Linked DNA regions of Homo sapiens: region 2 is linked to region 1. A link is an interaction called in ENCODE POLR2A ChIA-PET data of the cell type or tissue named here. Cell type or tissue: Panc1. All regions are shown on one strand. Links, peaks and the distances in the headings refer to the core of each region. The heading gives the core; the rest is flanking DNA.

Evidence for each region. Peaks named below come from ENCODE experiments on the same cell type or tissue, not always from the same donor. Only the 100,000 strongest peaks of a DNase experiment are listed, where the experiment ranks them.
Region 2: POLR2A ChIA-PET joins it to region 1 with 9 read pairs; 5 of 35 experiments call an interaction of 5 or more read pairs at or near these places.

What each region holds. Positions count from the first base shown.
Region 1 is chr3:100,326,986-100,331,386 of GRCh38, forward strand. No RefSeq gene overlaps it. Among named protein-coding and RNA genes, the nearest start is that of NIT2, 5.6 kb to the right of the region's middle. RefSeq lists a silencer at 1,217-1,447. In Panc1, for the core only: no CTCF peak of the experiment used is centred there; no DNase peak of the experiment used is centred there.
Region 2 is chr3:99,822,621-99,827,021 of GRCh38, forward strand. All of the region lies in intron 1 of CMSS1 (cms1 ribosomal small subunit homolog), which reads left to right. It overlaps HP09053 (a long non-coding RNA gene), which reads right to left and starts at 1,245. Exons shown (of 3, transcript NR_110821.1): 1 at 1,124-1,245. All of the region lies in intron 1 of LOC105374010 (a long non-coding RNA gene), which reads left to right. In Panc1, for the core only: no CTCF peak of the experiment used is centred there; no DNase peak of the experiment used is centred there; H3K4me3 peaks cover 284 bases; H3K27ac peaks cover 1,696 bases.

The DNA.
Region 1 (4,401 bases), core at 314-4,313:
GCAAGGAAAAACAGGTTGCCCATTTTTCATATCAGTGGAGTTTGATGGAAAGAGAGGTGCATTTTTGGAGTTGTTGTTATGTGTCAGAGACTTTGGAGAAATTGATTAAGGAAGGATTTTCATTTTCCTGATTGATAAGAAAAGAATTCAGCTATGGTCACTTACCCCTGCTAGAATGTTATGCAGTGTATTATGTGGCATGCAGTGTGTTACATAGTGCTTAACAAAAATATTTTTTATCAAGGACTTTTAAGGATCAAGGACTTAGATCTAAGACCTGAAACTATAAAAATTCTAGAAGATAACACCAGAAAAACCCTTCTAGACACTGGCTTAGGCAAGGATTTCATGACCAAGAACCCAAAAGCAAATGCAATAAAAACAAAGATAAATATTTGGGACAATTAAACTAAAGAGCTTTTTTCACGGCAAAAGGAACAATCAGCAAACAGACAACCCACAGAGTGGGAGAAAATCTTCACAATCTATACATCTGAAAAAGGACTAATATCCAGAATCTACAACAAACTCAAATTAGCAAGAAAAAAATCCCATCAAAAAGTGTGCCCATGGAATACTATGCAGCCATAAAAAAGGATGAGCTCATGTCCATTGTAGGGACATGGATGAAGCTGGAAACCATCATTCTGAGCAAACTGTTGCAAGGAAAGAAAACCAAACACCGCATGTTCTCACTCACAGGTGGGAACTGAACAATTAAAACATTTGGACACAGGGTGGGGAACATCACACACCGGGGCCTGTCGTGGGGTGCAGGGCGGGGGGAGGGATAGCATTAGGAGATATACCTAATGTAATTGACAAGTTAATGGGTGCAGCACACCAACATGGCACATGTATACATATGTAACAAACTTGCACGTTGTGCACATGTACCCTAGAACTCAAAGTATAATTTAAAAAAATTCAGGGCATATAAACAATCAAATTTTGTTCTACCACAAAAAAAAAGTGTGCTAAGGACATGAATAAACAATTCTCAAAAGAAGATATACAAATGGCCAACAAACATATGAAAAAATGCTCAACATCACTAATGATTAGGGAAATGCAAATCAAAACCACAATGTGATACCATCTTACCCCTGCAAGAATGGCCATAATCAAAAAATTAAAAAGAAAAAAAGATATTGGCATGGATGCTGTAAACAGGGAACGCGTCTATGCAGCTGGTGGGAATGTAAAGTAGTACAACCACTGTGGAAAACAGTGTGGAGATTCCTTCAAGAACTAAAAGTAGAACTACCATTTGATCCAGCAGTCCCACTGCTGGGTACCTACCCAGAGGAAAAGAAGTCATTGGTTGGTCACGGTGACTCACACCTGTAATCTCAGCACTTTGGGAGGCCAAGGCAGGTGGATCACCTGAGGTCAGGAGTTCGAGACCAGCCTGGCCAACATGGTGAAACCCCGTCTCTGCTAAAAATGCAAAAATTAGTTGGGCATGGTGGTGGGCACCTGTAATCCCAGCTACTCGGGAGGCTGAGGCAGGAGAATGGCTTGACCCCAGGAGGCGGAGATTGCAGTGAGGTGAGATTGTGCCATTGCACTCCAGTCTGGGTGACAGTGCAAGATTCCATCTCAAAAAAAAAAAAGTCATTGTAAGAAAAAGATAACTTGCACACACATGTTTACAGCAGCACAATTTGCAATTGCAAAAATGTGGAACCAACCCAAATGCCCATCAATCAATGAGTGGATAAAGAAACTGTGAGATATATATATATATATGATATTCAGCCATAAAAAGGAATGAATGAATGGCATTCGCAGCGACCTGGATAATATTGGAGACTATTTTTCTAAGTAAAGTAACTCAGGAATGGAAAACCAAACATCGTATGTTCTCACTCATAAGTAGGAGCTAAGCTATGAGGATGCAAAGGCATAAGAATGAGACAATGGACTGTGGGGACTCGGGGAAAGAGTGGGAAGGGGGTGAAGGATAAAATACTACAAATTGGGTGCAGTATATACTGCTCGGGTGATGGGTGTACCCAAATTTCACAAATCACCACTAAAGAACTTACTCAGGTTACCAAACACTACCTGTTCCCCAATAACCTATGGAAATAAAACAACTAAAATAAATAAATAAAATGAAAAAAATAGACCCCCACAAATAATGGGCAGTTGTTTTGAGCAAAGTTTCAAAGGCAATTCAATAGAGAAAGGATAGTCTTTTCAACATACACTGTTGGAACAACTAGATACCCATATACAAAGAAATTAATCTCAACCTATATACCTCAAACCTTATACAAAAATTAACTCAATGCATCATACAGCTAAATGTGCAATGTAAACCTATAAAACTAATAGAAAACAGGAGAAAATTTTCATGATCTTGGGTTAGGCCATAGTTCTTAGACATATGAAAAGCACAATCCATAAGAATGAATCATGTCTATTATCCCAGCACTTTGGGAGGCCGAGACGGGCAGATCACGAGGTCAGGAGTTTGAGACCAGCCTGGCCTGCAAGGTGAAACCCCCTCTCTACTAAAAATACAAAAATTAGTCGGGCTTGGTGGCGTGCGCCTGTAATCCCAGCTACTTGGGAGGCTGAGATAAGAGAATCACTTGACTCTGGGAGGCAGAGGTTGCAGTGAGCCGAGATCACCACTGCACTCCGGCCTGGGTGACAGAGAGAGACTCCATCTCAAAAAAAAAAAAAAAAAAATCTTAAATTTAAAAATTTTGCTCTGCAAAAGACACTTAATAGAAGGGAAAGACAAGCTACATACTGGGGAAAAATACTGTACTTGCAAAACATACCAACAAAGGATTTGTGTTCAGAATATATAAAGATTTTCACTACAACAATAAGAAAACAAAACAATGGGGAAAAGAAGCAATTCTTCAGAGAAAGATGGGTGGCAAATAGGCATGTGAAAAGATCATCATTAGCTGTTGGGGAAATGTAAATCAAAACCACACCAGTTAGAATGGCTAAAATTAAAAACAAAAAATGACAATACCAAGTGCTGGTGAGGATATGGAATAACTAGAACATTCATACATTGCTGGTGGGTGTACAAAATGGTACAGACACTCTAGACAACAGTTTGGCCATTTCTTGTAAATAAACATATGTTTACTATACAACCCGGCAATCCCTCTCCTAGGTATTTACCCTAGGGAAATGAAAACTTAACATCCACACAAAAGAGTTCATGGTTATAACTGCTATACTGTGCCACCTCTTTGCTGTTTGCTGTCCTGGAAACAGCAGGCGAGAGCTAGTGGCCTTCTCAGTGTTTGCTTTTCTCTTCAGGTTGCCAGCTTTACTCAGTTACCTGTCTAACCCACGTGGGTATATTAAATTGGTCTCCCAACGTTAAGTAACTTGTCCAAAGTTACATGGTGTGTCAGCAAAGTTTTGAACTCAGGTCTCCTGATTTGCAGAGAACTGCATCAGAAATTTAAAAATTCTGTGTATCTATGCATTTATGTGTATATTTAGATGCATACACACTCTTTGACTCCTCCCTGTACACAGTTCTAACCCAATATGATAATTCCCAAGTTTGATCCTTTGCTTTCTGTAGTATACTCTTTCCTTCTCCGATTGCATCTACTCATAGATTTCTTCTCTTATTCTTTGCAAATGACTGCAATTCTGATTTTCAGCCCCTAATTTCTGACTGCTGTAAGTCACTTGCGTATTGTGGTGTTACGAGGTATACACACACATACATACACACATTTTCAAGCACGGTCCCTGACTCCCATAGCCTTGTTAAGTCTTTTGTTATAATGCCAGTTGTGTTAGGCCTCAGGGGCAGGCCTCAGGAAACAGAATCTCTCTGGCCTCTCCTGCTCTCCTTTCACCTGCCCCAAGGCAGAACTCTAATCTTGCTGATTGTGGGTCTTAAATACCTCCTGAGAGCTCCTGCCCCATCCCTTGGAGGAAGGAATGCTGATAACATAAAGTTCCCATAAAGGCCAATAGAACTGGGTTTGGAGAGCTTCTAGATAGCTGACCACGTTCGTGGAGGTTCTGGAGGGCATGGAAGCTTTGTGCCCCTCCTCCCATACTTTGCCCTACACATCTCTTCCTTGTAGCCTTTGCAACATCCTTTATAATAAACCAGGAAACATGTTTCCATGAGTTCTGTGAGCTGCTCCAGCAAGTTATTCAAACCCAAAGATGGGATCATGGCAACCCCAACTTGAAAGTGGTTGGTCAGAAGTTCTGGAGTCCAAGACATATGACTGGTGCCGGTGTGTCTTCCTCAGGTAGACAGTGTTGGAATTGAATAGGAGGATACCCAGCTGGTGTCCGCTGCTTGGTGGTAGGGAGGAACCCCCTCACATTTGGTCCCAGAATTCTTCTGTGATGATGATTGTTGTGGTGGTGATGTAAGAGCAGAGGAAA
Region 2 (4,401 bases), core at 187-4,186, 500 kb before region 1:
ACTCAGGAGACTGAGGCAGGAGAATTGCTTGAACCCAGGAGGCGGGGGTTGCAGTGAGCCGAGGTCGTGCCACTGCACTCCAGCCTGGGCAATAAGAACAAAACTCCATCTCAAAATAATAATGATAATAATAATAATAGTAATAATACCAGCTTGCATTTGTTGAGCACTTAACTACCTGCCAGATGCTGTTTTGATTGCTTTACATGTTCTAGTTAATTTAATCTTCCCAAGTACACCAGCGGTAGTTACTGTTGTTATCTTTATTTTACTGATGAGGAAGTTGAGACACTGAGAAATTAAGTGATTTACTTAATACTATTTAATTTAATTCACCCAATACTATCTATTTAATTGGTAAATAGGGGAGCTGTGATTCATATGCAGGCAGTCTGAAACCAGAGCCTGTGTGCTTATATTTCGCATTCTCATTATCAGTGGTAAGAATCTCATCTCTAAAGGAATAATCTGTTATCGGCTTAAAGAGACTCATAATTTAGAAAGTCTTTTGTTTATATATCATTATGAAATTGTGTCTATTAGTTTTCCAAAGTTTACTCTTTTAAAGAACACTGGTTACTTGGAGCTACAAATAAGCAGCTTTTCCATTTGGGCTTTGAGAACCATTTCTGCCAGTAACTCAAACCTGATCCTGGAGCTCAAAGCTTAACATATGTGGCTGCCTTCTTTAAATCTTTACTTAGTTATTTAATAGGGATGTCAAATGTAAACAAGACCCAGCTACTGAATTATTCTCCAAACCTGCTTTTTCTCCAAACTTTCCTGTCTCCATAAATTAAACCACCAACTACCCAATTTCACAAAGGCCTAGCAGTATTCTGATTTATTTATTTTTTTCACCCCTATATCTCATCCATCAAGTCCTGTTGTCACTACCTCGAAAACATATCCTGATTCTTTCTTTGCATTTTTCTTCGCTCTGCCTCCATTGGAGTATACATTTTCATCCTTACTGCCATAAGCTTCTAACAGGGCTCAGAGTTTCCACCTTGTCCCTCACTCACCAGCTAGAGGCCTTTTGAAAAGAAGTCAGGCCACTTTCCTGCTTAAATCTTCCAATAGCTTTTTCCCTGGCACATAGAATGAAATTCAGATTACTTACCATGGCTGGTGGCCACCAGGTCTTCTACTATTTACTCCCCTATAGTTTATGCTGCCCCACCCACACCAGCCTTCATTCTGTTCCTCAGTAGGCCACACTCATTCTGTCTTACTTAGCCGTTTGTGTTAGCTGTTCTTTTCCTTTCTGTCCTGTCCTTCTGATTGGCTGGCTTTCTTTCTTTCTTTTTTTTTTTTTTTGAGCTGGAGTCTCGCCCTGTCACCCAGGCTAGAGTGCAGTGGTGCGATCTCAGCTCACTGCATCCTCCACCTCCTGAGTTCAAATGATTCTCCTGTCTCAGCCTTCTGAGTAGCTGGGATTACAGGCGCCTGCCACCACACCCAGCTAACTTTTGTATATTTAGCAGAGACGGGATTTCACCATGTTGACCAGGCTGATCTCGAACTCCTGAGCTCTTGATCCGCCCGCCTCAGCCTCCCAAAACACTGGGATTACAGGCATGAGCCACCAGGCCCGGCCAGCTGGCTCTGTCTTAACATTAAGTACTCAGTTCAAACGTCACCTACTCAGAGTGGCGCTTCCTGATCAGGCAGTCTAGAGTAACTATCTAGGTGCTCTATTACATTATCACAATATCTATTAAATTATTATGTTATTATAATTCTCAGCAGAGCACTTAGCACCAACTATTATTTTTCCTTGTTAAATTAATTACTTTTTCCCAGCAGTAGACTGTAAGAGCTCCATGTGAGCAGGTATTTTGTTTGTCTTGTTTGCTTTAGTTTCAGGGCCTAGAGTAGTATCTGGATACAGCGAAGGCACTCATTAAGTATTTGTTAGTTAACCAATTAATTATTAATATTTCGTAGTCACACCTTGAAGACCTCAACCTAGGAGATCTTTATCAAAAGAACCTTGATCTGCTGGCAGATTTGTCAAACTCCTGTCCAGGCTTTTGACAGATTTGGCAAATGCCGCTTTTCTCTTTTCAAAATTACATTAGTAGTCCTTGTAAAACTGTGTCTAACATTTTATTGTAACCATATTTGGATTTAATTTTATAAATTACGTTTGGAAAGAGGACAAGAGACTCTTTGTAAATAAGCCTGTAATTTTTACTGGTGACAGCTTTTGTCACCTAGAATCAATGTGCTTATTCTTTTTGAGATTGCTGAAATGAGCTTTGTAAATATTTTTGTTGTAATATCATTTTATGGTATATTCTTCAAATTATATTGCTTTATCCATGGTGAATTCCTTCTGGAAATGGAGTAGGGGAGCACCTTGGATCTTTTCTTTAAACCCAAGTACCCAGGTTTTTTTGTTCTGTGTTTTTTCTATTTTCACACCAAAGTTAAACCTTTACAGTATTAGTTTTACATATAGACAGTCTTGCATTGTAGATGTTGTAAGGCATTGTCTCTACATATAAAATTCAGACTTGGAATATTTGTAGGAGATGTTAATAACACACAACAGAGGATCGACTTCTGGGCATGTTGTTTTCATAATCATTCGTCAAGCTCTCATGCTTAGCCTTGTTTTAGACACTGTACCAGAATTAGAGGGAAAAAACATAATCAGCTTACATTACAGGATTTACACATTGATGTGGTTCAGTCAAAATGCAAATAGTATTGACAGATATTCAGGGGCAAAACACAGGGGCAGGATGAATTTAAAAAGCAAGGGGAAGGAAAGAAGAAAGAGGAGGGAGAAAAATGACTATGTTATTAGTCATTGCTCTACACTTGAAGGCTGTAACAGATGGACACTTAGATAACCTTCATGGTCTGGTTTAATTTACTGCATATAATTTCCACAGTTCTTTCAGATGATTAAATGAGTGGTTCTTGACAACAATTACGAACATTTAAAGGTGGAAATTTATGCATATTTCCCTAAATTGCATGTCAGGTAGTTCCTGCTATAATTTTGCTAAATGTCCATGAATCTCTTGAAAAATACAACTCATAAATGTGGAAGGCCTATACATAACTTCCATTTCCTCCCTCAGATTCAATAATAATATATCATTTTGTGGCACAAATCTTTTTTTCTTTTTTTCTTTTTCTTTTTTTTTTTTTTTTTTTGAGACAGAGTTTTGCTCTTGTCCCCCAGGCTGGAGTGCAGTGGCGCAATCTTGGCACACTGCAACCTCCGCCTCCTGAGTTGAAGCGATTCTCCTGCCTCAGCCTCCTAAGTAGCTGGGACTACAGGTGCATGCCACCATGCCTGGCTAATTTTTTGTATTTTTAGTAGAGGGGGGTTTCACCACGTTAGGCAGGATGGTCTTGATCTCCTGTCCTCATGATCCGCCTGCCTCCGCCTCCCAAAGTGCTAGGATTTACAGGTGTGAGCCACGGAGCCCGGCCCAGCACAAGTCTTTTATCTGTTGTTAATCTGATGTTATTTAGTGGAACACTTCAGATGCATTCATAGAATTATACATTTTACTAAATATATCACAGCTTGAAATATAGTTTCCCCATTTTTATCAGCTTTCATAGAATTCTTAATTGATTTTTAAATGGCTAATATTGCTTATAAAAAGTAGTTGATCAAGCTCTTAAATTCCTATTTCTGAGTTCCTTGTTCTAGTTCACACTAGACCAGAGGTCAGCAAACTTTTTTCATATAAATCCAGATAATAAATATTTTAGGTTGTGTGGGTCCAGTCATCACCGTCATAACTGCTGTTGCAGTGTAAAAGCAGTCATAGAAAATAAATGTGTAAACGAATGAGTATGGCTGTGTTCCAATAAAATTTTATTTATGGACAACAATATTTGAATTTTATGTAATTTTCACGTCACAAAATAGTCTTATTTTGATTGTTTTTCAACTTTCACAGTGGGTTGAATTTGGCCTGTGAACCGCAGTTTGCAAACGCTGCCCCAAACTCAAAGTCACATCGTGAATTGTATGTCACGTGTCTTCAGGAGAAGAAATTTGAAACAAATCCAGAGAGAATTGTGTTTTACCTTAGTTACTCCGTTACTTAGTAGTTATCAGCTATGTATTAGACCAGTCACATATCTGTTAAAATCAGATATTTGATTCTAAAATATCTCAAGATTAGTTCAGAAACCTTGAAGGTAAATAAATGAAGGACCAGGAAAAGACTTCAGCTTAAAAGTATCAGGTTTTTAACATTTTTGTTACAAATTGGATTTGTTTTCACTCACTTGGATTTTTATCTGCTTACTTTGAAACAGTTCATCAGGTGAAATCACTCTAGAATTATTAGGTCAGCTTCTTTTATTTTCATTTTTCTTCAGAGGCCACACTTCTGCGGAAACAACATGCCCAGGAGGAAA